Linked DNA regions of Homo sapiens: region 2 is linked to region 1. A link is a loop called in an ENCODE intact Hi-C map of the cell type or tissue named here. Cell type or tissue: GM12878. All regions are shown on one strand. Each heading gives the region's core, and the rest is flanking DNA. Links, peaks and the distances in the headings are about the cores only.

Region 1 (16,157 bases), core at 5,419-13,418:
ATTTCCCCATCTAGAATGGCCCCCAAGGATAGTGCTGAAGTGCTGGCTAGTGCGCCTAACCGCAAAAAGTCTCTGATGTGTCTTAAAAAGAACATGTGTGTTAGGTAAGCTTCACTTAGGCACGAAGTCTAATGCTGTTGGCTAGCATTGTATTCAATGTCAGTGAATCAAAAATATGTATTAAATAAGGTATCTTTAAACAGAATGCCACATAAAACAAGGTTACATACTGATCAGTGGACAAAACAAATTTTGTGACCAGAGGTTCACAGGAACTTAACCCCATGTTTCCCCTTGGAGCAGTGGTTCAATATTTGATAATTTAGCATTTGGAATGACTTTATAGAATATGATTCTCATGAATAATGAGAATAAACTATATTCATATATTTGTGTACCTATAAAATTCCTTGAGAAATGAAACTATCACCTTTGTGTACCTAACACTAGCATTATGGTTAATATAAGCACATGGTTGGTGCTTGATATTCTTGACAATAATACCAAGGGATATTTCAAACACTGATTTCATTGGCCATTACAGGTTCTTCCTTATGCCAGTCCACCAAGAATACCTGCTTAAAGGCCAGGTAATTACAAGTCCCTTTTAAATATTAGCTTGGGCATAAGCTCCTAAGAAATTGTTAATGGTCTTAAACCTTTATTGATTTAAAGGGATTGTGGCATTACTGAGTTGGGAGTTATGTAACTCTAGGAAAAGTCAAGACATTATCTAGTATACACAGACAGAAAGAGGCTACTTAAAACAGATTTGCTAAAGCAGTGGGTTTCAATGGTAGGGCCTAGGAATTTGTATTTTTAACAAGGACCCTAGTGATTCATATGTAAGATGTTAACAAAACACCATGAGAAACAGTGCTATCAGGTGTTCCTTACCTAGTTGTCTTCTTTGGGGATACCCAAAGCGATCTTTTTTTTTTTTTTTTTGAGATGGAGTCTCACTCTGTCGCCCAGGCTGGAGTGCAGTGGCTCGATCTCAGCTCACTGCAAGCTCCACCTCCCGGGTTCACGCCATTTTCCTGTCTCAGCCTCCCGAGTAGCTGGGACTACAGGCACCCGCCACCGCACCTGGCTAATTTTTTGTATTTTTAATAGAGACGGGGTTTCACGGTGTTAGCCAGGATGGTCTCAATCTCCTGACCTCGTGATCCGCCCGCCTCGGCCTCCTAAAGTGCTGGGATTACAGGCGTGAGCCACTGTGCCTGGCCAGGGATCTTTAACTCTGGTAATTTTTCAGAGAACTAAAGCATTTTTGTGATTCCATAAATTTTAAATATTTTACCATCTCTGTGCATTTACAAATAACTCTACTGGGTCTATTTCATCTCTTTTTCACTAAGGAGCAAGTGGTAATCAGTTTGACTAAGAGTTCAGATTAATTCTACGATGTCTTTTAGTGTATTTCACTGCTCTTGGCCCATGCAGTCCACTCTGAGCTGGGATATTAGCTTCAAATTTGGGTGCTCTCTTAAGGCTAAGTTTTAGGGTAGCATCAGGATAGGCTAGGTTACACTGTGGTAACAAGCAACCCCAAAACTCTCTGTGTTTGAAAGATGAAAGTTTATTTTTTTCTAATACTACATGCTTAACTTGTGATGGCAGGGACAATGCTCATTAATGCTCATTCAGGCACCCAGGATGATGGAAGCATTATCATTTTACAACATTTCTATTTCAACATGAGGGTTCAGGGTTTGCTGTGACAGTGGAAATAAGCATGGAGGATAATGAGCTGGATCTTAAATGCACCTGCTCAGTAGTGGCACATCATTTCTGTTCTCATTCCATTGGCCAAAGCAAGCCACTGGCTATGCCTAATTCCAAGAGAACAGAGAAGTATAATCCACAGTATTCCCAAAAGGAGAGAAGAGAAATATTGGGGAATATTTGTAATTCCTACCATAATCTAATAACTAAATACTAGATTCACCTTTTCCCCCACATCCAGAATACACTCCTTACCCTTGCTCCCTGCAAGAGAGAGAACTCCAAATCCCCATGAAACACTATGAACTAAAAAGAGGTACCTCTCCCTCTCTCCCTACCTTTCCTATAGACTAGGACAGGATAATGTCAATAAATGTTCACATTCTGTGAGAGGAAGAATGGTAGACACATAACAGTAACTGGTCTGGAGCAATTCTGAAAACTCACTAGGCATGTGTTGATTTCCTACATTGGAGGTAGAGAATATTCCCTGATTTAACTCCATTCAGATCTCTAGGAGAGTCTCCCAGTCCATTAATCCCCACAGCCCTTGGCTTGGTCCTCTAGGACGTACTTTCTTCTCTATTATCATCCTTGGCCATGAAGTGTGCTTTGAGTGATGCTGCCATCTCAATATGGGTCTTCGGGCTTTGCTGTGTCAGGAGAAGTGAAGAATCATACTCTGAATTTTAAATGCTTCTGCAATAAAGTGTATTATGTCATTTTGTTGGCCAAAAACAGATGAAAACTAACTGAAATGGGTATGGGTAGCGTCATGTAATCCTCCCATGTGCTCAGGAGAGAAGAACTCAAATACATTGGTGAGCCTTGGTATTGTTTACCACACTTAGTTTCTGTTTATGCACTTACTTGCTTAAAGAGCAGAGTTCCAGCAGACAGACTAGGGCTCAGGGCTGGCTTGGCTATTTACTTTCCCTGAGAACTTAAATAAATTACTAACCTGTTAAATAAACCTCAGTTTCCTTATCTATAAAATAGAGATTATTAAGAGTACCTTCCTCCATGGGTGGCTCCAAGGATAAATGCACGTCAAGTATATAGCAAAGTGTGTGGCAAAGTAAATTCTCTCAAATGTTAGCTGTGGTGTTTACTACCCTCCTGATCACAACATTCTGTGCTGGAAAATTCTGGAAACTACATTCTTCTCACAGAATAGGTGTTCTCTGCTGTGGGGTCTATAATCTACCCCCTGCTCCCACTGGATTATTGTTGAGTGTGATGGAATAATGAAGAGGGATTTTCGTTGTTGTTGTTGTTGTTTGTTTGTTTGTTTTTCTAAGACAGAGTCTCACTTTGTAGCCCAGACTGAAGTGCAGTGGTGTGATCTGGACTCATTGCAACCTCCACCTCCTTGGTTCAAGCAATCCTCCTGCCTCAGCCTCCTGAGAAGCTGGGATTACAGGTGCCCACCCCTACACCTGGCTAATTTTTGTATTTTTAGTAGAGATGTGGTTTCACCATGTTGTTCAGGCTGGTCTCAAGCTCCTAACCTCAACTGATCTGCCAGCCTCAACCTCCCAAACTGCTGGGATTACAGGCATGATGAAGAGGCATTTTATGAGTCTTTTGTTTGGCAGGGCTTCTTTCTGCAAGCCCCCATTTTTGTAGCACCATGACACTTGCTGCACAGCATCGTTAATCATCTTCTGGCACAGTAGTTAGGGAAATTTTATTTATTCACTTCATGCCCAGCATGGGGAGGGCCAACGACTCCCTTTAAGACCATGCATTTCATTGCTTGAGTCATTGAACACAATAGGACAATATACAAAGATTTCTGAGAAAACTGAATTTCAGCAAATTCAGGATAAATTATAGGAAATCAATGAATGATAACACCGTGAGGTTAAAAAGTACTCTCTTAAAAACATGTCCTTTGAGCCTTCTGGGTACTACTAATGACATCTTTTTTTTTAATATCTTGAAGCAAGATTTCATAATAAAGAATGTTGTCTAATTCCTCTGCACCAATGGAAAAACACCTTCCTGACTCCCACAAAGCATTTGGGAAACCCATGATGTATAGGGCATTATAATTATCACTTGGAATATGAAAATGTGGGAGATTGCTTCTTGTCCTCAAGGAATTTCCAATCCAGTGGGAAGAATATAGATGGGTGAGCTGAAAATTCCATACAATGTGTTAAATACTCCAACCAAAGATTAAACAACATGAAATGGATTCTCAAACAAAAAAACAGCTTAGGTCTACCTAACTTAGGTTTACCTGCAGTGTTAAGATTTAGTTTAGTTGCCATGGCATGTGGGCTGAATTGATCATCAAAATGCAGTTGGTAATTTTGTACTGCGACGTATCTATACAGCTAAATCATGTTCAATTTATTATCTTGGGATAATAAACCAAACAGAGTTTTGGATCCTATGAGATCTTCCTTGGCCTTATTACATTTTATAACAGCAGGATAGCCTGTTACATTCATTTTGTTTGTTTATTTTTCTCCTGGCCTTGTTTGTAAAGAACTGTATATAAAATAAAATACTCCATTGATTTATACATTGGCATCTGGCCATCCATAATCAAAGACTATTCATAACCTCACCTTTCTAGTGTCACTTCCTCAGGAAACTCAGAGATAGATTGATGAATATTATCTATCAATTTGCCTTTCTTTTCATTGGAAATATAGAAATATATATTATTTTGGCATGCTGAATTTGACCTTTTCCACACCAGTGTTTTATCTGCCTGGGACAAAGGGCGTAAAAGTCAGTAAAAAGCAGGTCAGAGGAGAAGACTACCGATGAGAAAGAAAGCTTGATTCAGAAGGGCAGTAGTGGCATTCACAGTGTTTTTGAAGTACTTAAGATATTGTACTTTCTCAAGAGAAACTGTCTTCAACAAGTAAAGAAGAATGTCAGGAAATTGTATGGCTCTTGGAAATAGCTCTCCATCAAAGAGTGATGAGAGAGCTTTCTGAAAGCATGAAGCTTATGGAGTGGGGAGCCTAGGTAATACCTAGACTGTCATCTCACAGACTTTCTGAGAGTTTGGTCATTATCTCAAAATTGATAAAAGATCGTTAAATAAGGAATTAAACACAAATGTGGGCTACAGTCCAGCTGTCAAAAAGTAAGACAAATCTGACACCAGTGTCTAGTTAGACAAATGCGTAAACTAGCCCGGCTAGCCTAGGCAGAGCAGCCACATAGGGCTGTGGGGGTTGTCAGGTGCACAGCAGCACCGCACTGAAGGGAATGTTATCCACATCACAGACCTGTGCATTTATTATTTTGGGGCAGATGGCAGTAAAGTGTCTCACTCTAATAAATCCATATGCTAGAACAATGTCCTCACAGGTGTCTCATGGAGGAGACTCCTTTTCTAATTTGCACCGAGCAGTGTGTGGAGTAGCAGCACCCTGGCTCCTGCTCAAAAATAATGAGTTCAGACATTCCTCAGCATTTTTTAGTGTTTGAGTCCATTCTGGCAGGATCGTGTCACCAAAACTCATTCGTTCATTTGGCAAACAACTAATTGAACATCTGCCGCATGCCAGCTACTGTTGCGGGCACTTGGACACAAGGGAGAAGAAAACAGACAAAACTTCCTGTCCTTAGAAATCTTTCCCTCCAAAGTGAACTTTGAACTGAGGAGTAGGAGTAACAGAGGACATGGAAAGAGTGGTGCAGAGGACCACGATCAGGCTTTTAGGACAAAAGATCCTGCGTTTATTCCCAGCTCCAGAATGGTATGGCCTTGGGCAATTTGACTCTTAGACTATTTCTCTACAGAAAGGTTAATAATACTTTCCTCATTGGGCTTGTTGGAAAAGTTAAAGATAAGATTCCCGAAAAACTCTTTTCATGTGGAGCTTATGATGCAGAAAGTATACAATTGATGGTAATAATAGTTATTGTTGTAATTATTATCTAAGTGAGGATACTATCATGGACAATCCAATTCTGAAACTACTCCTGGACAGCAACATCTGCTAACTGAGGCTGCCCCGAAATGGAGGGAGGGTGTTAGAACTGGAAGTTTTATTTTATTCTGTGTAAAACTTGGTCTCTAAACCTCACTGAAGAAATCTAGGATAGCAAAAACAGGACAGACCTCATGACCTATGTGAGAAAAAAAGACTTAAAGAAATTTAAGACCCTAATAATCTCTATGGGAAATGGGTGTTGAAATGAGATTCATCTGAGATGGCAAAGCCATGCTTAGTTATGTTTCTATGTGTTTCCAGAGGGCATGAGTTTGATAGGAAAGAGAGATTCAATCAGGAGGCTGTCGCAGGTCAGCTCCAGGAGGCCAACTCTGAGACAGGGATTTGCATGCAGGAGGATTGTTGAATGTGCTACTAGGTTCAACAACTGTAGGAAGCAAGGAAAGCAGGATTGGGCAGAAGGGGAAATTAAACTGCGATGTATTGAAAGAGGCCTCACCTGAACTTATAGGAGCTCTGAAGCTGGTGGCTCTTCAGACTTAGCTAGAATTGGAAAGAGGGGGCCAGACTTTTATTCTCATTTGCCATCATTGAACTGTTAGTGCATGTAGTGTGTCCTTGAGGAGAGTGACCTTGAATGAAGTGACTCTTCGGAGGAAGGCAAATCCCACTGAGGGACTCAGCTGAGAGCTGCCAGCTGCCAACACACCCAGCAGCAGGGAAACAAATGCTGCAATCCTGGAGGGAAAGAGCTGAGCAGAGCATCTACACAGAGGTGAAGTCCACCTCCTGGGCAAACCCATCCATAAAGAATCCTGCAGACAGATGAGTTGGCGGCACTTCCTAATCTTATCCTCTTTGCGGCATATCAAAAATAATAATATGTGTACGGTGCATTGGGGTAAAAAATTAGGCTGCTTGTGGTCAGAAGGGACAGGCTCAGGGACTTCAGCTGCCTGCCACATGGCAACCAGACAGCCCTGAGGACTGAGGGGATCAAGGTTTCAGCAAACTCATTTAAATAACTTGAGCCTATGCACACTGCTTGGGAGGTGGTGAATTAAGGTCTTAAGGACAGGTTTTAGTGGGTGCAAAGATTATAGGAATCTTTTGGGAAAGGCATGTGGTCACTAGTGTATAAGAAGTAGACATAATTCCTCCTGTCACATTTGTGTAAGGTTCACTCTTTGAGTACTTTAATTGTTACAAAATCAAAGGCTAGGCTCCAACTAATGATGTCTTCACTTTGAATCTCCTCACCCCCAACAAAGGGTTTGAGACCCATGAAACCTCCCTGGGTCCAGAGACATGGATTTAGTTTCTCTGGGGCTGCCAATTACTTCAGAACCCAGAATTCAGTTCATTATTATGTAGCCTAATTGAGGTGCCCCTAAAATACATTATTGATTCTTTTCTCTTTTTTTTTTCCATCTGTGCTGCTCATTACAAAATGATGAAAGGTGGAGAGCTCTGCTATGTGCTATGGCTCATGGTCTCTGTCTGACTGCTGTTGTCCATCACATATATGCAAGCCAATGCCCTGTTGACAATTCTGTTATTAAGCAACATGTCACACATTACAGCCTAGGATTGAAAATGTGTTTTGTTTGGCCCTTGTATTAGGCCAATATTATGTTCTATAAAGAAATACCTGAGGCTGGGTAATTTATAAAGAAAATAGGCTTAACTGGCTTGTAGTTCTTCAGGCTGTATAAGCACAGCACCAACATCTGCTTGGCTTCTAGTGAGGGCCTCAGGAAGCTTACAATCATGGCAGATAGTGAAGTGGGATCAAGCATGTCACATGGCAAGACTGGAAGCAAGAGAGAGGAGAGGTTCTACATACTTTTAAACAATCAGATCTTGCATGAACTCACTCATCACCACGGGGATGACACTAGCCATTTATGAAGGATCCACCCCCCTGATCCAAACGTCTCCTACCAGGCCCCACCTCCAACACTGGAGATTACATTTCAACATGAGATTTGGAGGAAACAAATATCCTAAGCATATCAGCCCTCATAGTGTTAGTTCATAACAGTATATATTTTTTAAATGTTAGTTTCCAGCTTAAAAAGAAATTGAGAGATTTATGAAACACTCAAAGGATCTGGAAAGGCTAGGCTCTGATTTGTTCCCATGTGACAAAAATTGATCCAAGCCAACTTATGGCTATACCTTTTTTTTTTTTTTTGAGAGGGAGTCTTGCTCTGTCACCCAAGCTGGAATGCAGCGGCACGACCTCAGCTCACCACAACCTCCACCTCCCGGGTTCAAGCAATTCTCCTGCCTCAGCCTCCCAAGTAGCTGGGATTACAGGTGCGTGCCATCACACCTGGCTAATTTTTGTATTTTTAATAGAAACGAGGTTTCACCATGTTGGCCAGGCTGGTCTCGAACTCCTGACCTAAGGTGATCCACCTGCCTTGGCCTCCCAAAGTGCTGGGATTACAGGTATGAGCCACCATGCCCTGCCAGGTATACCTTCTTGAGATGGGATTTGGACTCTCTGGTTTGTCTCAGTCTCCACCATGTCCTAATCTCTCCCTACCCAATTGCTTCAGTCATTTATGTTATTTGCTGAACCCTATAAGAGTTTGATGTTTGATTTGTACAAGTTTTTGGGGGGGTGCCTCGTGAGACTTCTAATAGGCATGAAGGAAAATGGTCAACATTAGTCTTGGGGACAAAATAGGTATTGTAATCGATTAGTATGACTTTGAGTCATCAGGTTTGAAGTGCGGCCAAGGTCGTGGGAGCCTATAGGTGGTATCCACCAGGAAAGAAGACAGCCAAGCAGCAGCTGCTGATGAGGGATGGCTGTGGAAATAGTGAGGTAGGGGAACCTTCCAATGAAACTCAGCAGCAAAGACCCATAGTCAGAAATAGGTTAATAACAGGCGGCTACTGAAAAATACGGGTCAGAGAGTTCAGAGGATGAGTCAAAAAACGGGTTCCAGGAACCTAGAATAAGAGGAGGGAGTGAAACTGGAAAGATACCCGCTTGCCTATGGGGGCCAACCAAGGGTTCCCCGACTTTGGTCTTTCCTCCTTTGTGTATCAGACTCTGCCTGTGATTTCTAAGGGTACATGGGCTCAGCCTCTTGCACCCTGAGGGACTCATACAGCTGATAAACAGAAAATCACTTTATTGAAAACAAATATATTTGTTTCAGGTAGTATTCTGTTCCATTCCAGTCCAAAATACTAATATACTGACTGTTAATGACCAAAGTAATGTATTATTATTATTTTATTTATTTATTTATTTATTTATTTATTTATTTATTTATTTATTTCTGAGACGGAGTCTTGCTCTTTCACCCAGGCCGGAGTGCAGTGGCGCTATCTCGGCTCACTGCAAGCTCCGCCTCCCGGGTTCACGCCATTCTCCTGCCTCAGCCTCCCGAGTAGCTGGGACTACAGGCGCCCGCCACGACACCCGGCTAATTTTTTGTATTTTTAGTAGAGACGGGGTTTCACTGTGTTAGCCAGGATGGTCTCCATCTCCTGACCTCGTGATCCGCCCTCCTCGGCCTCCCAAAGTGCTGGGATTACAGGCGTGAGCCACCGCGCCTGGCATATTATTTATGTAAACAGTATAGGCACAAGAACAATTAAAATTTAAAATTAGGTAATACATGTTATTGGGTAACCACTGTAGACCAGCTCCAGGTAAGATAATGGATCAAACCAGCCCTCTCCCAATAGATATTACATAGTATTATTGGACTCCCCAGGAAACTTGCTGCTCTTTTTCTCCTTCTGTACAGCTCCATACCTTTCACAAGCGGGAGGAGTTTTAAGTCATGTATTAGGTACATGACTCACATGTCTTGTCTTTTGCATGAGATTTTTGAATACTCCTTGTATAACCATGGTTACACTGATCAAGCTCAGTCCCCTTCTCTGTCTCTTCTTCCCTTCCCTCTTGATCTCTCTCACTTGCCCGTCCTGCTATCTCCTTCTGCCAGCATCCACCTTATCTGCCCCTCTTACTTTTCTTGCATTTCTCTTCTTGTTGTTTTCCTGTTTCTCTGATTGACTGATAACTAGTTTCTGTTTGCTTGCTGGACTTTAGAGTTCATTCACATCCTGTGTGTGTCTCTCTCTGTTTTTGTTTCTTTGACGAGAAAAGCAGACCCTTAAGTCTCCAAGGAATTGGAGCTATAGAGGTTAGAACTCTCACTTCGGCCTGAGGACAGCTTACCCTTTCGTTCACCTTTTGTAGGGGATAGGGATCTCCCTCTTTCCTACGGTTTTGGTGGCCTTTGGCTGGAAGTTTGGAGAATTAGGCTACAGCTATCAAATTAGTTATGTTTTGAGCTGTTTTGGCTCATCATTCTTATGTGTGCACCAGCCCCAATGCCCTGTCAACAGGTGAAGCCATGGAGTCAGTAAGAGACCAGGGTGTAGGTGTCTGAGAATTATTCCAACCAGCTGGGCCAATGAGACACATAGTTTGTATAAGAATAAACAAAAGAGACAAAAATAGCTTGAGAAAGACTAGGCAGAACTGTGAAGTTACTATAGCAAGAATCTATATAGAAAGAGAAAGGAATTTTACTTTGAAGATATTTTGTGGCCATCTGAGCAGAAGCTGCTCACGTATTCCTTCCATTTGTGAACTAGAAGTGACCTTAATGACAGTTGATAGGAACAGCTCCTTATTCACAGGAATTAAATAAAGGGAAGCTGTAAGTGTTCCAAGTGCAAGCGTGTGGCTCAAATAAGCCCAGGTCTTAGCTGCCTGTGTGTTGAATGAGGTTGTATTAATATTAATTCCCAAATCTCAGTGGTTCCACACCATGCTGGATGCTTCCTTCTGCTCCTCTTCCCCTTGGACCTCAGACTCCAGGTTCTTCAGCCTTTGGACTCTGGGACTTGCACCAATGGCTTGCTGGGGGCTCTTGGGCCTTTGGCCATGGACTGAAGGCTGCACTATCAACTTCCCTAGTTTTAAGTCTTTCTGACTTTCACTGAGCCACTACTGGCTTCTCTTCCCCAGCTTGCAGACAGCCTATCGTGGGACTTGACCTTGTGATTGTGTGAGCCAATTCTCCCTAATAAACTCCCTTCCATATATACATATATTTTATTAGTTTTGCCCCTCTGGAGAACCCTGACTAATACAATGAGAATCTCCCTGCCTGGGCAGAACATTGGGCAGGCTTTTTGTATGAGTGGAGCCACTGCTTACTTCCATGGTCAAGCAGGCCTGGTCACTACACTTCTCCAAAATGGGCAGAGGTGAGTATCATTGTGCCTGGGCAGGGTAACTGGGGAGGTCTCTGAGGCTGGGTATGGAGACTAGCTGTCTAGTCACTCAAGCTAGATTAACTTCTTGTTATGCTTCTGAAGGTCACCAGTTCAGCTTTGCAGATAGGCTATGAAGTTGATGGATATCTCTGATTGGGCACCCCAGCTGGTAGGAACACAGGTATTACCAAGATCTGCATGCTAGTCACTATGACCTCTACTTCCTTTCTTTGTTCCTACTTAACCCTGGGTGGTCTAGCCATTATTGCTACCTACAGTGTATCCCATAAGGTGAGACCAGAATGAATTTCCTGGAATACATCTCAGAATGCTAGGAAAGCTGGATGACTGCCTCTAGTCCTCTTTTCTCCCTGTATAAACTGTGGGCCCAAGCCATCTTCTCAGTCTGGTGTTGTGCAGGAGGAGGGAAAGGGGTGTCATGCTCAATTTGAGGCCATTCTTTTTAAACTTTGATTTCAGTTTTCATGCAGTTATGTGAAACATGGAATCTCAGGCTTGTATTCAAGTATTGGGGTTTTCAAAAAAGTATTCTGATCTGTCGGTAGTTGCTAGTTAAACATTGGGTGGGGAAGCAATGGAGCCTAAGACCTATTCTGTTTCTTGCTGGTGTCACTAAGGAGACTTTAAATGACTTGCACTGACTATACCCTCTTCTCAGGATGTACATGAGAAAAGAATGTAATTATTTTCAAAGAATGACAAGAAAATTATATTTCTTATTTCCAATCTTTATTATTTCTTTTCCTACCATCAGCTTAGAAGTCCTTCCTTCATAAGAACAAAACAAACCAAAAAAAGAGCTTAACTTCAATCATGACATTTTTTGCAGCTGCAGCTCCTGTTCCACTTCCTTTCTTGTACTGCTGAACATCCAGATAGAGGCATTGACATGCATGGTTTCCAACTGATCACTTCCTACTCCCTTAAGGACCTCCTGTCAGGCAGGTATGGTGGTAATGAATTCCCTTAGCATTTCTTTTCCTTAAAAGGATTTTATTTCTCCTTCACTTATGAAGTTTAATTTGGCTGGATATGAAATTCTTGGTTGGAATTTATTTTCTTTAAAGATGCTGAATATAGGCCAGGCGTGGTGGCTCATGCCTGTAATCCCAGCACTTTAGGAGGCCGAGGCAGGCAGATCACGAGGTCAGGAGATGGAGACCATCCTAGCTAACACGGTGAAACCCCATCTCTACTAAAAATACAAAAAATTAGCTGGGCATGGTGGCAGGCACCTGTAGTCCCAGCTACTCAGGAGGCTGAGGCAGGAGAATGGCATGAACACAGGAGGCAGAGCTTGCGGTGAGCCGAGATTGCGCAACTGCACTCCAGCCTGGGAGACAGAGTGAGACTCCGTCAAAAAAAAAAAGATGCTGAATATAGGCTTCCAATCTCTTCTGGCTTGTGGAGTTTACTCTGAATAGTCAGCTGTCAGTCTGATGGAGCAGGTGACCTGCTCCTTCTCTTTAGCTGCCCTTAACATTTTTTTCTTTCATTTCCACCTTGGAGAATCTGATGACTTTGTATCTTGTGGATGGCCGTCTTGTTTAGTATGTCACAGGGATTCTCTGAGTTTCTTGGATTTGAATGTCAATCTCTCTAGTGAGGTTGCGGAAATTTTCATGGATAATACTTTCAAATATGCTTTCCAAGTTGCTTGTTCGCTCTTCCTCTCTTTCAAGTGTACCAATTTGTAGATTTGTTCTCTTTAAATAATCCCATATTTCTCAGAGGTTTTGTTCATTCATTATTCCTTTTTCTTTATTTTTGTCTGACTGAGTTGATGTGAAAACTGATCTTTGAGCTCTCAGATTCTTTCTTCAGCTTGGTTTATTCTGCCATTAATACTTCTGATTGTATTATGAAAATCTTATAGTGAGTTTTTCAGCTCTATCAGATCAGTTTGGTACTTTCTTTAAAATGGCTCTTTCATCTTTTAGCTCTTGTAATGTTTTACTGGATTCCTTAGATTTCTTGGATTGGTTTTCACCTTTCTCCTGAATCTCATGATCTTCATTGCCATTCTGTATGGAATTCTATGTCTGTCATTTCAGCCATTTCAACCTGGTTAAGAACCATTCCTGGGGAGCTAGCATGGTTATTTGGAAGTAAGAAGACACTGTGGCTTTTAGAGTCACCAGAGCTCTTTATATTCTCTGATGCTCTTAAGGGTTTGACTGTGGTGTAAGTTGGATTCAGTTGATTGGCTTTATTTCTGGACAATTTCAGGGGGCCAAGACTCAGCTCAGGACTCCAGTGCTGCATGCGCTAACTTTGGGAAGTTGGGACCAGGCCCATGGCTTTGTTCTCTGGCCACTTGAGGTTAAGCACCTGCTCTGCTTGAGGGGCTGAGGTATTCCTGGTCCACTGCCAACAACAGTCCAATGGGCAGGGGTGGGGGGTGCTGGCAAAAGCACTTGATTGGGATGGCAAGGTCTGCTCATGTGCATGCACTGCTAAGGCAACTGGGGGAGGTTACAGATAGGTGCATGCCGGGGTTGCGGGGGGCACTGTCTGCAGGAGCTCTCTGATGGTTTGTGGAGTCTACCAGTGAAGAAGCTATGGTAGTGGCTGCTGTGAAGTGTCCTGGTTGGGCATTGACACTGTGTTGCAAGCAGGTATGGCCAGGCAGGGACCCAGGGAAATGCTGGCAGACAGGGGGATGCTCAGATCAGACTGATCCTATCCCAAGGGCAAGATAACTCTTTTCTGTCCAAGTCCAATAGTCAAAGAAGGCCAGAGCTATCTAGAGGAGTGTGGAAACCTTGGGGATAAGTGTCCCTGGCTGTGTTCCACTGTAGCTATTCCCATGCAAAACCCTCTGGACTTCACACGAGTTGCAGTTATGTCCCTGATAAATCTCCAAGCAGCGCTTCTTGACATCTCAAATGTCCATGGGTGTTGTGGAGTCTCCTGAAGCTAAGATTCTGGAGGTCCATGGCAAGACTGGGCCACTCCATACCTATTTAACTCACCTTTTCCTCTGGAGCCACTTGGGGCTAGAAGCAAGTATTGGTGCTAGGCCAAGCTTCCTTTCTCTCTTTCTTTCTTTTCTTTTTTTTTTTTTTTGAGAAAGAAAACAGTTTTATTTTTAAAATAAATATTAAACCAGAGTGGGATGTATATCACAAGCAATCCACTAAGAGCTTGCAAAGACAGAAAGGAATCTCCTTTTATAAAGCTAAATAGGTACAACCCATTACATTCATATTTTCAAAATAAAATTGCTAACATTCTAGTATCTTTTTGAGTGGAAGTAGATTTTGCAATTTGAAATCAGGTGAGGGCTGACAAATTTCCACATTCCCCCAAGGGACAATACTGTGCCCTCTGAGGTCCATACCTAGATGTGAAATTGGTGGGTTGAAGCATGAGCTCACTTTCAACTTTGTTAGAAATAGCAGCGACTCTCCAAGTGACCCTGCTAACTTACAGAACCACTCACAGTGCATTCACGGTCCAGTTGCTCAATATCTATTATGTGAGCGAGTGTTATTAGTCATTGGGTGTTCTTTTCTAGTATTGTCTGTTAGTATTGTTTGCTTAGTTTCCATTTGAGTTGTTTATCTTTTTCTTTATCAATTTGTTCGAGACTTTTAATGTTATGATATTATGGGAACAACAGTTTTGTAGATATATGTGAGCAAAACATTTGTCTAATTTATCTTTTCATTTTTATGATATGTAATGAACTGAAAGTGCAAATTTTAATACCTTGAGTTTATTAATATTTTTCCTCATGGTTTTTGATTTTCGTGTTTTGTGTGAGAATCACAAAAACCTGTGGTCAATATATTCTAATTTTTAAAAGCTTGGGTTTTTACATTTAGGTTTTTAATCACCTGGGATTTATTTTGTTTGTAGTGTGCAGTAGGAGTATACTTTTATTTTTTCCACATTGAAAAAATTGATTATTTTAGTATGTTTTTTTTCATTTCACCAAGTTGTGATGGAATTAGCATGATTTTTTGAATACTTTATCCTTTACCCAATAACCTTTGATGCTGCATATGTCTTATATTAGGATTCTAGATATGCATGAGTCAGTTTCTGGGATCCCCATTGTTCCATTGGTCTTTTGTCTGTCTCTGGCAAATCTCACACTGTCTTAATACTGTCTTACTACAGATAGAAAATAATACTTATGTTAAATAGGACAAATAGGAAAATAATACTGATGTTAAGTAGGACAAATCCCTCAATCCTTATGATATGTAATGAACTGAAAGTGCAAATTGTAATACTTTGGGTTTATTAATAGTTTTCCTTCTTTAAAATTTTTATATTTGTTATTGGTCTTTTGTTCTCCCATATACATTTAAAAATCATATAGATAGATAGACAGATATATAGATAGATAGATATAGATATAGATATAATTTTTGAGATAGAGTCTTGCTCTGTCACCCAGGCTGGAGTGCAGTGGCGCGATCTCTGCTCACTGCAAACTCCGCCTCCTGGGTTCACGCCATTCTCCTGCCTCAGCCTCCCGAGTAGCTGGGACTACAGGCACCTGCCACCATGCCCGGCTGATTTTTTGTATTTTTAGTAGAGACGGGGTTTCACCGTGTTAGCCAGGATGGTCTTGATCTCCTGATCTCCCACCTCAGCCTCCCAAAGTGCTGGGATTACAGGCTTGAGCCTCCGCGCCTGGCCAAAAATCATAGTATTAAATCCATGAAAACTTTTGGAATCTCAGTTGAAATTACATTGGATTAATGAATGAATTTTAGAAAAATTGACATTTTTATGATATTGAGTCTTTTTATTCACAAACATTGTGTATCTTACCATTTGTTTGAGATATCTATAGTATCTTTTAATATTTACAAATTTTTCTCCATAATGGTCTTCTGCATCTTTGGTTTGAATTTATTTCTGGGTATCTTTTATATATATATATTTGTTACTATTATAACTGGTATCTTTTAAAAATACATTTTTCTGTTGATGTTTAGAAATTCAGTTAAGTTTTATATATTCATCTTCCATTCACCAAATTTTCAGGGGAAATTATTATAAATTATTAATGATTTATCAACTGTAAATAATTTATTAATTTTAAGTAATTTCTCTGTAGACCACATCATCTGATAATAAAGTATCTGATTTTAAAATTTTACTGTCCTTTTATTTCTCTTTGTCTTGCTGTATTGGTTTGAACATCCATTGCAATGTTGAATAGAAATATGATAGAGGGTGTTTTTTTTCTAGTTT
Region 2 (16,157 bases), core at 2,883-10,882, 73 kb before region 1:
AACCTCTAGTAACCATCAATGAGCTCTTCACCTCCATGAGATCAACTCTTTTAGCTCAGGCATATGAGTGAGAACATGTGGTATTTGTCTTTCTGTGCCTGGTTTATTTCATTTAGCATAGTGATTCTTTATCCATGTTGCTACAAATGCAAGGATTTCATTTCTTTCTTTTTTGGCTGAATAATATTCCATTGTGTATATTTACCACATTTTCTTTATCCATTCATCTGTTAATGGACACTTAGGTTGATCCATATCTTGGCTATTGTGAATAGTGCTGCAATAAACGTGGGAATATAGACATCTCTTTGATATACTTATTTTCTTTCTTTTGGATAGATGCCCAGCAGTAGGACTGCTGGATCATATGATAGTGCTATTTTTAGTCTTTTGAGAACCCTCCATGCTATTTTTCATAGTGGCAATACTAATTTACATTCCCATCAACAGTGTATGTGCATTCCCCTTTCTCTATCCTCACCAGCATTTGTTAATTGTCTGTCTTTTGGATAAAAGCTATCTTAACTAGGTGAGATGATATCTCATTGTGGTTTTGATATATATTTCCTTAATGACTGGTGATGTTGAACATTTTTTCATATACCTGTTGGCTATATGTTTGTTTTGTTTTTTAATCTTTTATTTCACTTATGTTGTTCCCTCTGCTAAGAATTTAATTCCTCTTCCTCCATCTACCTCATCCATATAATTTTTATTTAACATTTTTACCTAGCTCAGATGTGAACTTCCCCAAGAAACTTCCCTGAATTTTTTTCCAGTGGAGCAATGTACTCATTTCTTGTTCTTAAAGGCCCCTTTTCACAACAACTATGATGTAGTTGCAATAATATATCCACATTGCCTATTTTTTGTTTATTTTTATTTTACTTTATTTTAGATTGAGGGGGTACATGTGCTTGCTTGTTACATAGGTATATTGCATACTGCTGTGAGTTGGGCTCCTAGTGTACCCAATAGCCAGATAGTGAACATTGTAACCAATAGGTAATTTTTAACCCTTGCCACCTCCTACCTTCCCCCTTTTGTCCCCAGTGACAGTTATTTCCATCTTTATGTCCATGTGTACCCATTGTTTAGCTCTCACTTATAAGTGAGAACATGCAGTATTTGGTTTTCTATTTCTGAGTTAGTTCATTTAGGATAATGGCCTCCAACTCCATCTATGTTGTGTAAAGGACATGATTTCATTCTTGTTTATGGCTATTAGTATTCCATGGTTTTCTTTATGCAGTCAACTATTGGTGGGTGTTTAGGTTGGTTCTATGACTTTGCTATTGTGAATAGTGCTGTGATGAACTAGGTACAGGTGTTATATATGTGTATGTATATATATATATATATATATATATATATATATATATATATATATATATATATATATATATAGTTCTTTTAGTTCTTTGAGAAATCTCCGTAAGGTTGAACTAATTTACATTCCCACCACCTGTTGGCTATTTGTATGTCTTCTTTTGAGAAACATCTATTCAGATGTTTTGCCAATGTTTTAATTGGGTTTATTTGGTGGGATTTTTTTGCTATTGAGTTGAGTTACTTAGATGTTTTGGTTATTATTTCTTTGTTATTATTTTGCTTAATTTGGTTGTCAGAAGGAGAGCTTGAAAATATTTCCTCCCCTTCTGTAGGCTGTCTCTTCACTTTGTTAATTTTTTTTTTTGCTATGCAGAAGCTTTTTAACATAATGTAATTATATAAGTGTATTTTTGCTTTTATTGCCTGCACATTTGAGGTTTTACCCAAAAAGTCTTTGCCCACATTAATATCCTAAAGCATTTCCCAATGTTTTCTTCAAGTAGTTTCATAGTTTCAGGTCTTACATTTAAGTCTTTAATTCATTTTGATTAGATTTTTATATATGGTAAGAAATATGAGTCTGGCTTCATTCTTCTATATATAGTTATCTATTTTTCCCAGCACTATTTATTGAAGAGACTGTCTTCTTGGTATCTTGTTGAAAATGAGTTGGCTGTAAATGCTTGGACTTATTTCTGGGTTCTCTGTTCTGTTCAATTTTTTGATGTGTCTGTATTTATGCCAGGACTCTGTTGTTTTGGTTACTATGGCTTTGTAGTATATTTTAAAGTCAGATAGCATGATGTTTCTAGGTTTGTTCTTTTTGTTCAGGGTTGCTTTGACTATTTGAAGTATTTTGTGGTTCCATATAAATTTTAGGATTTTTTTCCACTTCTGTGAAGAATGTCTGTTATTTTGATAGGGATTGTATTGAATCTATAGATTACATTGAATAGTATTGACATTTTAGCAGTATTTATTCTTCCAATCAATGAACACATTTATAGCAATATTTATTCTTCCAGTCCATAAATGGGATTTCTTCTTGTATTTTTTTCAGTTTGTTCACTATTGACGTATACAAATGTCACTGATTTTTATATTTTTGGTGGAGTCTTTAGGGTTTTCTAAGTATAATATGTCATCTGTAAAAAGGATATTTTGACTTCTTCCTTTCCAGTTTGGATGCCTTTTGTTTCTTTCTCTTGCTTAATTGCTCTGGCTAGGACATCCAGTACTATGTTGAATAAAAGTGGTGAAAGTGGGTGTCCCTGTTTTGTTCCAGAAGTTAGAGGAAAGACTTTCCATTTTTACTCCCATAGTATTATTTAGTTGTGGGTTTGTAATGTATGTCCTTTATTGTTTTGAGGTGTGTTCCTTCTACACCCAGTTTGTTGAGACGTTTTGTCATAAAGGAATGTTGAATTTTGTCAAATACTTTTTCGGCATCTATTGAAAAGATCACATGGTTTTTGTCCTTGATTCTGTTAATATGACATATCATATTTATTGATTTGCATATGTTTTATCATTCTGGCATCCCTGGGATGAATTCCGTGTAATCATGGTGAATGATCTTTTCAGTGTGTTGTTGTATTTGGTTTGCTAGTATTTGGTTGGGTTCTTAATTTATGTTTAACAGGAATATTGGCCTGTAGTTTTCTTTATTTGTTGTTTCATAGTCTGGTTTTGATATCAGGGTAATACTAGCCTCATAGAATGAGTTTGGAAGTGTTCCCTCCTCTGTAATTAATTGAAATAATTTGATTAGACTTGCTATTCATTCTTCTTTAAAAATATCTGGTATAATGCAGCAGTGAAGTCATCAGGTACTGGCTTTTCTTCTTTTTCTTTTTCTTTCTTTTTTTTTTGACAGGATCTTGTTCTGTTGCCTGGACTGGAGTGTGGTGGTGCAATCCCAGCCCACTGCTTACTTGACCTCCTAGCTCAAGTAATCCTCTTACCTCAGCCTCCCAAATAGCTGAGACCACAGGTACACACCACCACATCTGGCTAATTTTTATTTATTTACTGTTTTGCAGAGATGGGGGTCTCCCTATACTGTGGGGTTTTCTTTGAAGGGAGATTTTTTATTATTACTTCAATCTCATTATTCATTATAGGTCTATTCTTGTTTTCTATTTCTTCATGCTTCAATCTTGGTAAGTTGTATGTCTCCAGAAATTTCTTTCTTTCTTTTAAGTTTTCCAATTTGTTGGCATATAGTTGTTTACAATAGTCTCTAATGATCCTTTGTATTTCTGTGGTATCAATTGTTATGTCTCCTTTTTCATTTCTGATTTTATTTGGGTCTTCTCTCTTTTTAGTTGGTCTAGTAAAGATTTGTTTGTCTTTTGTATTTATTTTAGTTTCAACTTCATTTATTTCTGCTTTGATCTCTATTATTTCTTTTCTTCTACCAATTTTAGGTTTGGCTTGTTGTTTTTGCTTTCCTAGCTTTGAGAAGTACCACGTTAGGTTGTTGTTGTTTTTTTTTAAATGTTTCTACTTTTTTGTTGTAGGTGTTTATTGCTATAAACGTTTCTCTTAGCAATATGTTGCTGTATGTCATAGATTTTAGTATGTCATGTATTTTTTTCAAGAATTTTTAAATTTTTCTTTTTAATGTCGTTATTGACCCATTGATTGTTCAGGGGCATGTTGTTTATTTTCCATGTATTTATATATATAGTTTCCAAAAGTTCATTCTGTTATTGATTTCTAGTTTTATTCCATTGTGGAATAAAATATACTTCATAGGGTTTCGACATTTTTGAATTTATTGACACTTGTTTTGTGGCCTAATGTATTGTTTATCCTGGAGACTGTTTCATGTGATGATGAGAAGAATTTGTATTCTGCAGCAGTTGGATGAAATGTTCTGCAAATGTCAGTGAGGTCCAGGCAGTCTAGAGTGTAGTTTAACTTCAGTGTTTAATTGTTGATTTTCTGTTTGGATGATCTGGCCATTACTGAGAATGGAATGTTGAAGACCCCTACTAGTATTGTATTGCAGTCTATATTTCTCTTTATATCTATGAATTTTTGCTTTACATATTTGGATGGTCCACTGTTGGGTGAATATATATTTATAATTGTTATGTCCTCTTGCTGAATTGACCCCTTTATTATTATAGAATAACATTCTTTGTCTCTTTTTACAGTCTTTGACTTGAAGTCTATCTTATCTGATATAAACATAGCTACTCCTGCTCTTTTTTGGTTTTTATTTATCTGGAATATCTTCTTCCATCCCTTTACTTTTAGTCTAGTATGACTTTGTAGGTGAAGTGAGTTTCTAGTTAGCATCATACAGTTAGATCTTATTTTATTTCTTTTATTTTTTTTGAGGCAGAGTTTTGCTCTGTCACCCAGGCTGGAGTACAGTGGCTTGATCTCAGTTCACTGCAACCTCCACCTCCCAGGTTCAAGCGATTCTTCTGCCTCAGCCTCCCAAGTAGCTGGGATTACAGGCACCCGCCTGTACACCCAGCTAATTTTTGTATTTCTAATAGAGACAGGGTTTCACCATGTTGTCCATGCTGGTCTTGAACTCCTGTTTTTTTAAGTCTTGTTTTTTTAATCCATTTAGACACTCTTATGTCTTTTAATTGGAGAATTTAGGACATTTACATTCAATACTATTACTGATAAAGACTTACTGCTACCATTTTGTTACTTGTTATCTGGTTGTTTTGTAAGTGCTCTCTTTCTTCCTTTTTGATTAAGTAATTTTTTCTGGTAGTATGTTTTAATTCATTGCTTTATATTTTTAATATATATAATATATATACAATATTATATATATTATATATAATATATACATATTATATATTATATATATATAATATATAATATGTATATATTATATATAATATATATAATATATAATATATTATATATTATATAAATTTAAATATATATATTTTAATTTATGATTTTCATGAGGCTTATAAAATATTTTATAGCTATAACACTTTATTTTAAACAGATAACTACTTAGTTTTGACCATAGAGAGAAGAAAGTAACAAACAATGGAAAAACTGAAACACTCCGTACTTTAACTTCATTCCCCTGACATTTTGATTTTTTCTTGTCTCAATTTACACCTTCTTATATTGTCTATTTCTTTAAAGGTGTCTGTAGTTACTATTTTCATAAACGTGTCTTTTTTTTTTTCTTTTTTTTTTGAGATTGAGTCTCACTCTCTTGCCCAGGCTGCAGTGCAGTGGCGCGATCTTGGCTCACTGCAAGCTCTGCCTCCTGGGTTCGCACCATTCTCCTGCCTCAGCCTCCTGAGTAGCTGGGACTACAGGCGCCCACCACCACGCCCAGCTAATAAATGTGTCTTATAGTCTTTATGTTAGAGATATGAGTAGATTACACATCACATTTATAGTATTAGAGTATTCTGAATTTATGTACTTACATTTAAACTTCAAGTTTGTTTGTTTGTTTGTCTTTTGCATGTTAGCATTCTTTCCTTTCAGATTTAAGAGCTCCCTTTAACATTTCTTATAATATGGGTCTAGTAATGATGCATTTCCTCAGCTTTTGTTTGTCTAGAAAAGACTTTTTCTCTCCTTCATGTTTGAAGGAAAGTTTTGCTAGGTATAGTATTCTCAGTTTGCAGTTTTTTTCCCTTCAGCACTTTGAATCTGTTATTCCACTCCCTCCTGATCTATATGGTTTTTGTTGAGAAGTCTGTTGCCAGATGAATTGGAGCTGCTTTATATGTTATTTGCTTCTTTTCTCTTGCTGCTTTTAGGATTCTCTTTGTCCTTGACCTTTGAGAGTTTGATTATTATATCATTTGGCTTGTCTTATTTGGGATGAATATATTTGGTGTTCTGTGACCTCTTGTACCTAGATATTAACATATTTCTCTAGGTTTAGTAGGTTTTCCATTTTATTCCTTTAAATAGGCATTCTACTCTTTGCTCTTTCTCAATTCTCTCTTGAACACCAGTGAATCTTAGATTTGCTCTTCCACGGTGTATCTCTCTCTCTCTCTCTCTCTCTCTATACATATATATATATATATATATATATATATATGTATAAAATCTTTCAGGCTGTCTTTATTCCTTTCATTCTGTTTTTTTTTCCCTCTGACTATATCTTGGCTTACTGCAACCTCCGCTTCTTGGATTCAAGTATTTCTTGTGCCTCAGCTACCCAAGTAGCTGGAATTACAGGCATGTGCCACCGTGCCTGTCTAATTTTTTTAGTGAGACGGGGTTTCACCATGTTGGCCAGGCTGGTCTCTAACTCCTAGGCTGAAGTGATCTGCCTGCCTCAGTCTCCCAGAGTGCTGGTATTATAGGCATGAGCCACTGTGCCTGGCTAATCTCACTGATTCTTTCTTCTGCTTGATCTATTTCTTTTTTGGAGAGCCTCTGTAGTTTTTTTAAGTTCAACAAATGTATTTCTCAGTTCCAGGGTTTCAAATCTGTTTGCCATTTGATTTTTAAAAACTTTCATCTGTTTTTTTTTTTTTTTGAGACAGAGTCTGGCTCTGTCACCCAGGCTGGAGTGCAGTGGTGTGATCTCAGCTCACTGCAACCTCTGCCTCCTGGGTTCAAGAAATTCTGCTGCCTCAGCCTCCTGTGTAGCTGGGATTACAGGTGTGCACCACCATGCCTGGCTAATTTTTGTATTTTTAGTAGAAATGGAGTTTCACTGTGTTGGCCATGCTGGTCTCAAACTCCTGACCTCAAATGATCTGCCCACCTTGGCCTTCCAAAGTATTGGGATTACAGGCGTGAGCCAATGTGCCCGGCCAAACTTTAATCTCTTTATTAAATTTCTCTGATAAATTTATCAGTTGCTTTTTCTGTGCTGTTTTAGAGTTCATGAATTTTCTTAAAACTGCTATTTTGAATTCTTGATCTTAGAGCTCACGTATCACCATCTCACCACGATGTTGATCACCAGCTCCTTGCTTTGTTCATTTGGGGAGATCATAGTTTCCTGTTTGCTCTTGTTCCTTGTGGATATATATCTATGTTTTTGCAATGAAGGATCAGTTTATCTTCAGTGTCTCGCTTGTTGGACTTTCTAGGTTGTATGTTTGCTTAGAAGTTCTTTGCAATTGTCTGTGATTCCCCTTAATCCTAGATTGCTGCCTCATTTTCAGCACTAGATGGCACCTTAAGCCCAGAATTTCCTCAGCTCTGGCAAATGTTTGCAGTACTACACATCTCAGATGGTAGGGTTCTTAGAGGGGATACCTCAGCTGTGTGGAAAGGCTGGCTAGGGGTTTATACCCAGATGACCTGTGGCATCTGCTTCCTCTAGCATGGTGCTGCTGTACATCCACACTGATTTGGTGTCTCCTTCGACTGAAATGAGGAGTAGTTTTACAGGCTGGAGTTTCTAATTCCACTCCCCTTTTTGTCTCTAGCTGCCCTCAGGCGGTTTTCTCCCTCCAGGCACTAGTGGTGCTTCCTGTGGGTTTAGGCAGGAATGATTTTTCTGCAAGGGAACCCAGGATGGTGGGGAAGCTGGCTATCCACCTCAATCTCACTTTTTCCAGAGTAGAACAAATGAGATTGGGAGGAATTTTCTGTGCATGATGCCTGGCAGATTGGGGCACGGACATTGCAGATAGAGAACTTTCTTTCTTTTTATAGTCTGCTCAGAGTTTTTCACTTCTCTGTCTCCCAACTATCATTTCAGCCTCAGATTTGGCTTCTAAAATGTTGCTGGTGTTAATCTGTGCTCCAGATATTTGCTTTTGGTTCTCTGTGGGGAGAGCAAAGGCAGACTGCTTCTACTCTGCCATTTTGTTGATATCCAGAATTGTATTTTTTTTTTTTTAGTATATACTTTAAGTTCTGGGATACACGTGCAGAACGTGCAGGTTTGTTACATAGGTTTACATGTGCCATGGTGGTTTGCTGCACCCATCAACCCGTCATCTAGGTTTTAAGTCCCGCATGCATTAGATATTTGTCCTAATGCTATCCCTCCCTTTGCCTCCCACCCCCTCCCCCCGCTGACAGGCCATGGTATGTGATGAGAATTGTATTTTTTTCTTTTTATTTATTATTTAGCTTCTTTTACGATAACTCTTTTGAAACAGTTTCACTCTTCCTGTACTCTCAATCACTTCACTTTCTACAGATAATCTGCCTCCTACTTTTTAACAAATTTGAGGTCATCTTGATGAGTTCTTGAACCTCCCCTCCTTCAAAATTTTGTTTTGAATATTTCTGTTTTTCTTCCATCTCTCTTCCATCTTATCTCAGAGGAAGAGACTGACTTTCAGACAGAAGGTTAACTATTCTACCTTTTAAAAAAATCTCCACTAAGTTATTATTACTTCTCAGTTCCCTTTATTCTCTTTTGCATCTTTAATATTTTCGTCACAGGCTTTTCCTTTTTCTAAGAGTATGCTTAGATTTCTCCCCTAAAATTCTGCCTGTTTACTCTACTTTTCAAACTATTATTTCATTTTCTTTTTACTGCAAACTTATCAAAAGTAACCCATGCTTGCTTCTTTCATTTCTCATGTTTAAACTGAGTCTTATTGTCATCACTCTCCCCAAAGTTTTCTCTTAAATACCAACTAATTATAAAATCCTTTGTCCTTCTTTTCACTTCTGATCTTCCATGATCTCTCTATGGCACTTGACACTACCCTTGTTTTCTCTTTTCTTAATTCTGCCCTCTCTTGGCTATGTGGAATTATTCTCTCCTGGATATTTTCATTCTCCTACCTGTTTGATTATTTCTTCTGTCCCTTCTTCACTAGTACTTTTTCTTTTCTTTTTTTTTCTTTTTTTTGAAACAAGGTCTCACTGTGTTGCCCAGCCTGGTTTTTAACAAATTCCTGGGCTCAAGCATTCCACCCGCCTCTTCCTCCCAAAGTGCTGGGATTACAGGCATGAACCACCGCACCCAGCCATCATCATTACTTTTTCTTATTCCACTTACTAAATATAAAAGTTTCTAAGATTTTTGCCCTTGTTTCTTTTCTTTCTAAAATCTGCACTTGGTGATCTCATCTTTTCTCACAGCGTCCATCATCATTTCTGTTCAACTCTGAATCTATATATTTTTCTCCATATTTCTCCTACATATCTTAATCTATGTTTAAAAGCCAAAGTTAAATTTATCATCTTCTAAAAAAAACTCTTATCTCTTCACCTTTAAGTCTCCCAGTGACTCACCAAAGTCATATATGGATCATTCCTCTTAATCACCTGTCATTAGGACTATGCAGTAAGTTCTCTCTCTCTCTCAATCTATTTATATACACTTCTACCAGATTGTCTCCTAATGCATAGTTTTTATTATGTAGTTTGCCTACTCAGAAACTTTTAATGATTTATTACAAAGTAAAGTTGAACTCCTTTGTCTAGTGTAAAAAGTCCTCTGTAATTCTCAAAATATATTTTAGAATTACCTGCATTAGAATTGCCTGAGATACAGGGTACCATACTAGATTGTCAAGGATCTTCTGTGGCTCAGGGATTTGCCTTCTTAACCAGTTTTTACGTGATTGTAAAGCTTATTGGCTTCTGCTTCATGATTTTCCTTTGTTTTCTACACCTCCCTTACATAATATCACTCGGTTTCACGTAATCTACATTTCTGCAATTTCAATCTTGTAAATTAAATTACTTGTCATTACTACATTGAATTACTTGCCATTTCATCATATTGACCTGATTGTGTACCATGCTTTCAAATGTACCTGCTCTAACTGTTTCCTCTGTGGAATACCCCCTCTTCTAGGCTGTTTTATCTATCAGGATTAATTTCAATACTCCATCCTATTCAAGCTTTTCTTGGCCTGAGCTGGAAGTGAGTTTCCCTTCCTCTGAGTATTTTATGGCTGTTTTATGGGACTTTTCTTAATTATTATAATCAGTTGCTTACAACAAGCCTTTTGTTTTTTTAACCATTAAGACTGTAAGCTCCTTGAGTTCTGTTATCATGTGAGGTTTACATTTTTGTATCCCCCATAGATATATAAACGTAAGCTTAGAGGCCTGGAACATAGATGATAGTAGATATTCAATAACTTTCTTAAAATAATAGACTAATTGGTAATTGATCTGTGTACCAAATAGATAGATGGGTGAATATATGGTAATCTTATTCTACCTCATAAAATCTTACTCATTTTTCCTATAGTGAAAAGTAAAAAAAAATCTGGAGTTGCTTGCTATTATGAGTTGAAGGGATTATATTTCAGGGAAACTCACTAAGACTTTCCATAAAAAGTTAAGATTAAAAATGCTGATTTCTCTATCTAGTTCAGGCAAAGAGGTGAAATAAGAATTTTCTAGGTATATTTGCAGTCCTGAAGTTCTATTCAAGACCAAGCATCTAAAGGACTTCTACATTCCTGTTTTACATATTATTTCTTGGGTATCCCGAAGTTTAGTTTATTAAAAATTAAGGCATGATTTTAAATAGCTATTCATATTATTTATTTTTAAAATGTAATTTACCCCTCAGGCAGTATTTTCTCTTAGGCTCCAGCAGTTTCTATATATGTACTCTCTTTAGGGGCAAGCAATTTTCTGATGACCCATTCTGTGTACCAGTTTATCTGTTGGGGAATTAAAGTAGGAGATAGCAGAGTAGTACTCTTTGGCATCATTTAAAAGTATATTACCACATAGCAATGAACAATGCTGTTTTCCCATACCTTTTTAATGGGAAAGTGTTTGTAGAGTCTATCTCTGGTGGATTTTCTATTACTTTTCGGTATTATGTTGAGAAATCTGACCTATTTAGCATAATTTTTTTCATTGAAAAGTGATTTCAAGAACATAAGATCTGTGATAAAGTAACAAATACTCAGAATAAATTATGTTCTTTCAAATACAATATTTCTTTTATTTCTTCTTGTATATTCTTTCCTTGTTGGAGGAAACTGATTTGTTCAAAGGAATTAGTTAACCCTTGAGTTCCATATGTCTATGGAAGGAGATAGAATATTGCCAACATGTGGTTTAAATAAAAATTATGGTATTTGTGTATATATATATATATTTTTTTTTTTTCAATGACAGCAAAACCAAAGGAGTACCCCTGAGATGGAAAGACAGAGAGCTGTGTACCATCTAGCCACTAGGCTTGTTCAAACTGCTCGAAACTCTCAATTGGATCCAGACAGTTTACGAATATATTTAAGTAACCTCAAGAAGAAGTACAAAGAAGATTTTCCCAGGACTGAACAAGTTCCAGAAAAGACTGAAGAATAATCACAATTCTAATGTAATAATATATCTTAATTCAAGGAACCTAGAATTTATTTTTCTCCTTAGAGATAAGGAAAATAACATTTGCCAAATTTCATATTTTAATTGAAAATTACATTATATTAACATCACAATTGTCATCTATATATTCTATATGAAAAATATTTATTATAACTTAACAAATGAGAACTACTTAAAGGAATGGTTTTTATGTTAGGAGAAAATACAATACACCACTTTTTTCTCACAAAAATTCACATTATTAAGACCTAAGTTCATTTATACTTACAAGTTATAGTTTAAAATATTATTGTAAATACCCTAGTTTAATAAACACCTTTCTTTTTAGGTCTGGAAACTTTTTTGAGCTTTTCTTTTACATTCTATTCTGAAGTAATAATGCCCTATAACTCAACAATTTATTAATCAGTACCCCCACTTCCAACACTGGAGGGTTCTGAAGTTCATCAGAGTAATTTTGGAATCACGCTGCTAAGTGAGTAATCTCAGCATAAAGGCCTAACATAGACAAGTTATTCTTTTCTTGGGCAACTAAGTGTCTGGAATTCAAGCTATACATTTGAAACATTTATTTAGTAAGCTACAGTATTCATAATAATTTGACCCACCAATATTATTCACAGACCACTTAGGGCCATATTTTATTCTATAACATTTAATATTAATGTTTGTTGACTTTATTAAACACTCAGCATTCTAAGTAAATATTAGTAGCCAAGTATATTGAAAAAGTTATAATTTAAATGGCACACATATTATTTTGGAAAAGTAAATATAAATTATTTTTTGTTTTACATTCAATTCAATATATATTAAATGTCTTGTTAGATTACTTATATTCCTTATTGTCATGTTTTAGAAAAAATATCACAATATTTATATTTGACTATTAGCTATGTTTTAATTCACAGCCTCTGAAATGAATTACATTTTGTGTGGTCATTTCTTTTTCTTTATATTTTTTCTTTTTGAGACAGAGTCTCGCTCTTGTTCCCCAGACTGGAGTGCAATGGCGTGATATCGACTCCCTGCAACCTCTACTTCCCAGCTTCAAGCGATTCTACTGCCTTAGCCTCCTGAGTCGCTGGGACTACAAGCGCCCACCACCACGCCTGGCTAATTTTTGTATTTTTGGTAGAGACGGGGTTTCATAATGTTGGCCAGGCTAGTCTCGAACTCCTGACCTCAGGTGATCCGCCTGCCTCGGCCTCCCAAAGTGCTGGGATTACAGATGTGAGCCACTGTGCCTGGCCTTATGTGGTCATTTCTAAAGGCAGTTAGGTAATTTAGGCTTGTGGCAAATTTCAAGAAGACACTGAGGAGGAAAAGGGCATGGCAGATTGTTTGGGGTGGCAGGAAAAAAAGAGAGGAAAGCAATAAAAGGTAGAAAGGGAGTAGGCAGTGGGGAAAAAAACAGGCAAGCAGAGACGAGTGCAACATATCAAATATGCTGAATATCATTTCATCAAATACATTAACTTCTTTTTAGATGTAACCTCAATGTTAGATTCCACCCGACTTTTAAGAAATTTTTCATCAATTAAAGCTTTTGATGCAAAAACTGCAGCCAAATGATTAATGTCTTTTATTTTAGAATTGAGATACTGATATAAAAACAGGTTTATATCTTCTTAAAATTAAATTACTTTTTCTTATACCATTTTGTGTGTAGCAGAAACATACAAAAAACCAAATCAAATAAAGATATAATTATTATGTCATGGTACTACAGAATGAAGGTGAATACTAGGGAGATAATCCATTTCTTAATTTTAAGATCTATTTGCTCTACTCTTTTGTTCCTCTTTGCCTTTGCCTTTTTCTAATATTATAGATCATTATCTCATAATCCAGTCTTTCAAGGTAAATGCTCATAATGTGTTAGCAAACTCCTTTAATTTCCACCACAAAGCCATTATTTTAGCCTGTTCCACCTTTCTCCTCATAGAATAAAATCCTACATAAGATAGTCTTTTTCAAGTTTAGGGGTAAAATATGGGGGGGTGGGGATGGAGAAGAAACACAGCTTATTCTCATGCCTAGGAAGTAATGCATTTATTTTTACATTTACATTCAATAAAATTAATTTTTTTGGTGTACAGTCCTGTGAATTTTAGTACATTTATGGATTCACATAACCACCAGCAAAATCAGGATAGAGAACCCTCCCATCATTCCAAAAGACTTCCTTAGTGCTGTTCCTTTGTAGTCAAATCTTTCCCTGACCCTTAACTTTAACCCAGCAATCACAGGCCTGTTTTCTTTCCCTATAGTTTTATTTTTTCCCAGAATGTCCAACAAATGGAATCCATATAGCATGTAACCTTTTGAGACTGGCTTCTTTTGCATAATGCTTTTGAAATGTATACATGTTGCTGTGCCTTTTTATTGCTGACAAGTATTTCATTGTTTATATGTGCCAGAGTTTGTTGTCCTTTCATTCACTGAGGGACATTTGGGTTTTTAGTTCTTAGCGATTATGAATAAAGCTACCATAAACCTTCCTATACAAGGTTTTTTGGGAGCATAAGTTTTCATTTATCTAGATTAAATAGGAGTAAAATAGCTGTGTCATACGTTAAGTGTATGTTTTATTTCATAAGAAGCTGCCAGACTTTTCCAGAGTGACTATATCACTTTTCATTCTCATCAGCTATGTGTGAGTTCCAGTTGCTCCTCATGTTCACTAGTACTTAGTATTGTCAGCTTTCTTTTCTTTTTTCAGTTGAGCCATTTTAATAGGTGTGCAGTGAGTAATGCTTTTTAAACAAATTTTAAAGCTATTCTGATAATTTTTTTAACCAGAAGTGATGTTTTATTTCTTTTTTCTATTTTTAACTGCTTTTAGCCTCTCTGATAGCACATTTTAAAATCTGTTCCTTCAAGCAAAAGTTTTAGAGTAAGTATTACTTTTAGAAAGCTATAAAACAAATCTAATTCAGTAAATATTTTCTATGGACCAGGCAACATATTAGGTGTTAGAGGTACAAGAGATAGGGCATTTGACTTGAGAACCTTGGGTGTAATAAAGAGAAAAAAGCACATATATTAGGATTGGAGCATCATGTGATAAGTGCCATAATAGAGGAATGTTTAAGGCAATGGAACCAACCGTATGTAACCTTTGTCGGTCAAAGGGAATTTAGAGGATAAAATATATTGGGTTTTAAGGAAGGAAAAGGCATTTTAGATAGATCAGCATATGTGTAAGTAAAGATATGTGAAACAGTGAGCAGCTTAGTTTAACTAGAGGATACAGTGCATATGAGAGAGTGAAGCTAGGTGCTTTCTATCAGTTTCTCCTATAAACCACTGTAGAGTTTTAAGGCATGTTTGCCCTTGGGGGATTGGCAAGGGATGGTGGTAGTAGTAATGGTGGTATAACATAATTAGATTTGCATCTTAATAAGATCATCTGGGTGTTAGCATGAATGATTTTGAAATGGGCAGTTGAAACCAGAGTCAAGGAGACCAAATAGTTTAAGAGACTATTTTAGTAGAGTTGATGAGGGTTAAAGGTAGAAATGATGGGAACAGGACAGATGCGTGTGGGAGGAGAGAAGAGTTGAGTGGGCAGAGTGGCTGATGAGGGAGAGAAGACATTGATTTGAAAGATATCATGTCTTTTGAGGGAATATAGTTGGAGCTGGAGGTCATTATCCTCAGCAAATTAATGCAGGAACAGAAAACCAAACACCGCATGTTCTCACTTATAGTGGGAGCTAAATGATGAGAACACATGGACACATGGAGGGGAACAACACACACCAGGGCCTGGCAGAGGGTGGAGATGGAAGAGGGAGAGCATCAGGAAGAACAGCTAATGGATGCTGGTCTTAATACCTAGGTGATGGGATGACCTGTGCAGCAAACCACCATGGCACACATTTACCTGTGTAACAAACCTGCACATCTTGGACATGTACCCCTGAACTTAAAAAAAAAAGACAAAAAATGTTTTAAATGTGAAAACAACAAAAAAGATATGTTCGAGTGCTTACCCTCAGTACCTCAGAATGTGATGTTGTTTGGAAATAAGATTACTGCAAATGTAATCAGATAAGATATGACAGATGTCTTTATAAGACCACATGAAGACAGAGGGGAACACCATATGAAGACAAAGGATTGAAGTAGTGCAGCTACAAGCCAAGGAAGGGAAACCACCAGAAGCTAGAATGAGGTAAGGAAGAATTCTTGTAAAAGCTTCAAAGAGAGGAGGGCCCTGGTGACACCTTGATTTTGGACTCATGGGATTCACAACTGTGAGATGAGAAAGTACGCAGTGTGTGGCACTTTGTTATGGCAACTCTAGGAAACTAATACAGAAGGGAAGAGTTCAGTAAGATTCTGGGTGGTGATGGATTTATCATGTTGAGAAATATGGAAGTAATCAGAATTCCAGTAGGAAGAAGTTCCTGAAACTTAGATGCTGCTTATTTCCCACCCTTTAGAATAGGTATGAGCCACAGTCAATAAAAGTGAAGACTAGACCAAATTTGTTAATCTTTCTTAGAGTTGAAGACATATGAAGAGAATGATGGAAGAAAAGGATGAAAATTAGAGAATAAATGTCAAAA

What was found. Hi-C counts contacts between places; a loop is a spot of excess contacts. Peaks named below come from ENCODE experiments on the same cell type or tissue, not always from the same donor. Only the 100,000 strongest peaks of a DNase experiment are listed, where the experiment ranks them.
Region 2: it touches region 1 in a loop (4-fold over the local background); 8 of 110 quality-filtered maps call a loop at or near these places.

Annotation. Positions count from the first base shown.
Region 1 is chr1:75,971,676-75,987,832 of GRCh38, forward strand. All of the region lies in intron 2 of LOC105378806 (a long non-coding RNA gene), which reads right to left. Among named protein-coding and RNA genes, the nearest start is that of ASB17, 47 kb to the left of the region's middle. RefSeq lists an enhancer at 10,029-10,088. In GM12878, for the core only: no CTCF peak of the experiment used is centred there; a DNase peak (open chromatin) is centred at 9,705; H3K4me3 peaks cover 467 bases; H3K27ac peaks cover 857 bases.
Region 2 is chr1:75,901,329-75,917,485 of GRCh38, forward strand. It overlaps MSH4 (mutS homolog 4), which reads left to right. Exons shown (of 20, transcript NM_002440.4): 20 at 11,368-11,914. The coding sequence ends at 11,559. Among named protein-coding and RNA genes, the nearest start is that of ASB17, 23 kb to the right of the region's middle. In GM12878, for the core only: a CTCF peak has its summit at 7,468 (motif pointing right); a DNase peak (open chromatin) is centred at 7,603.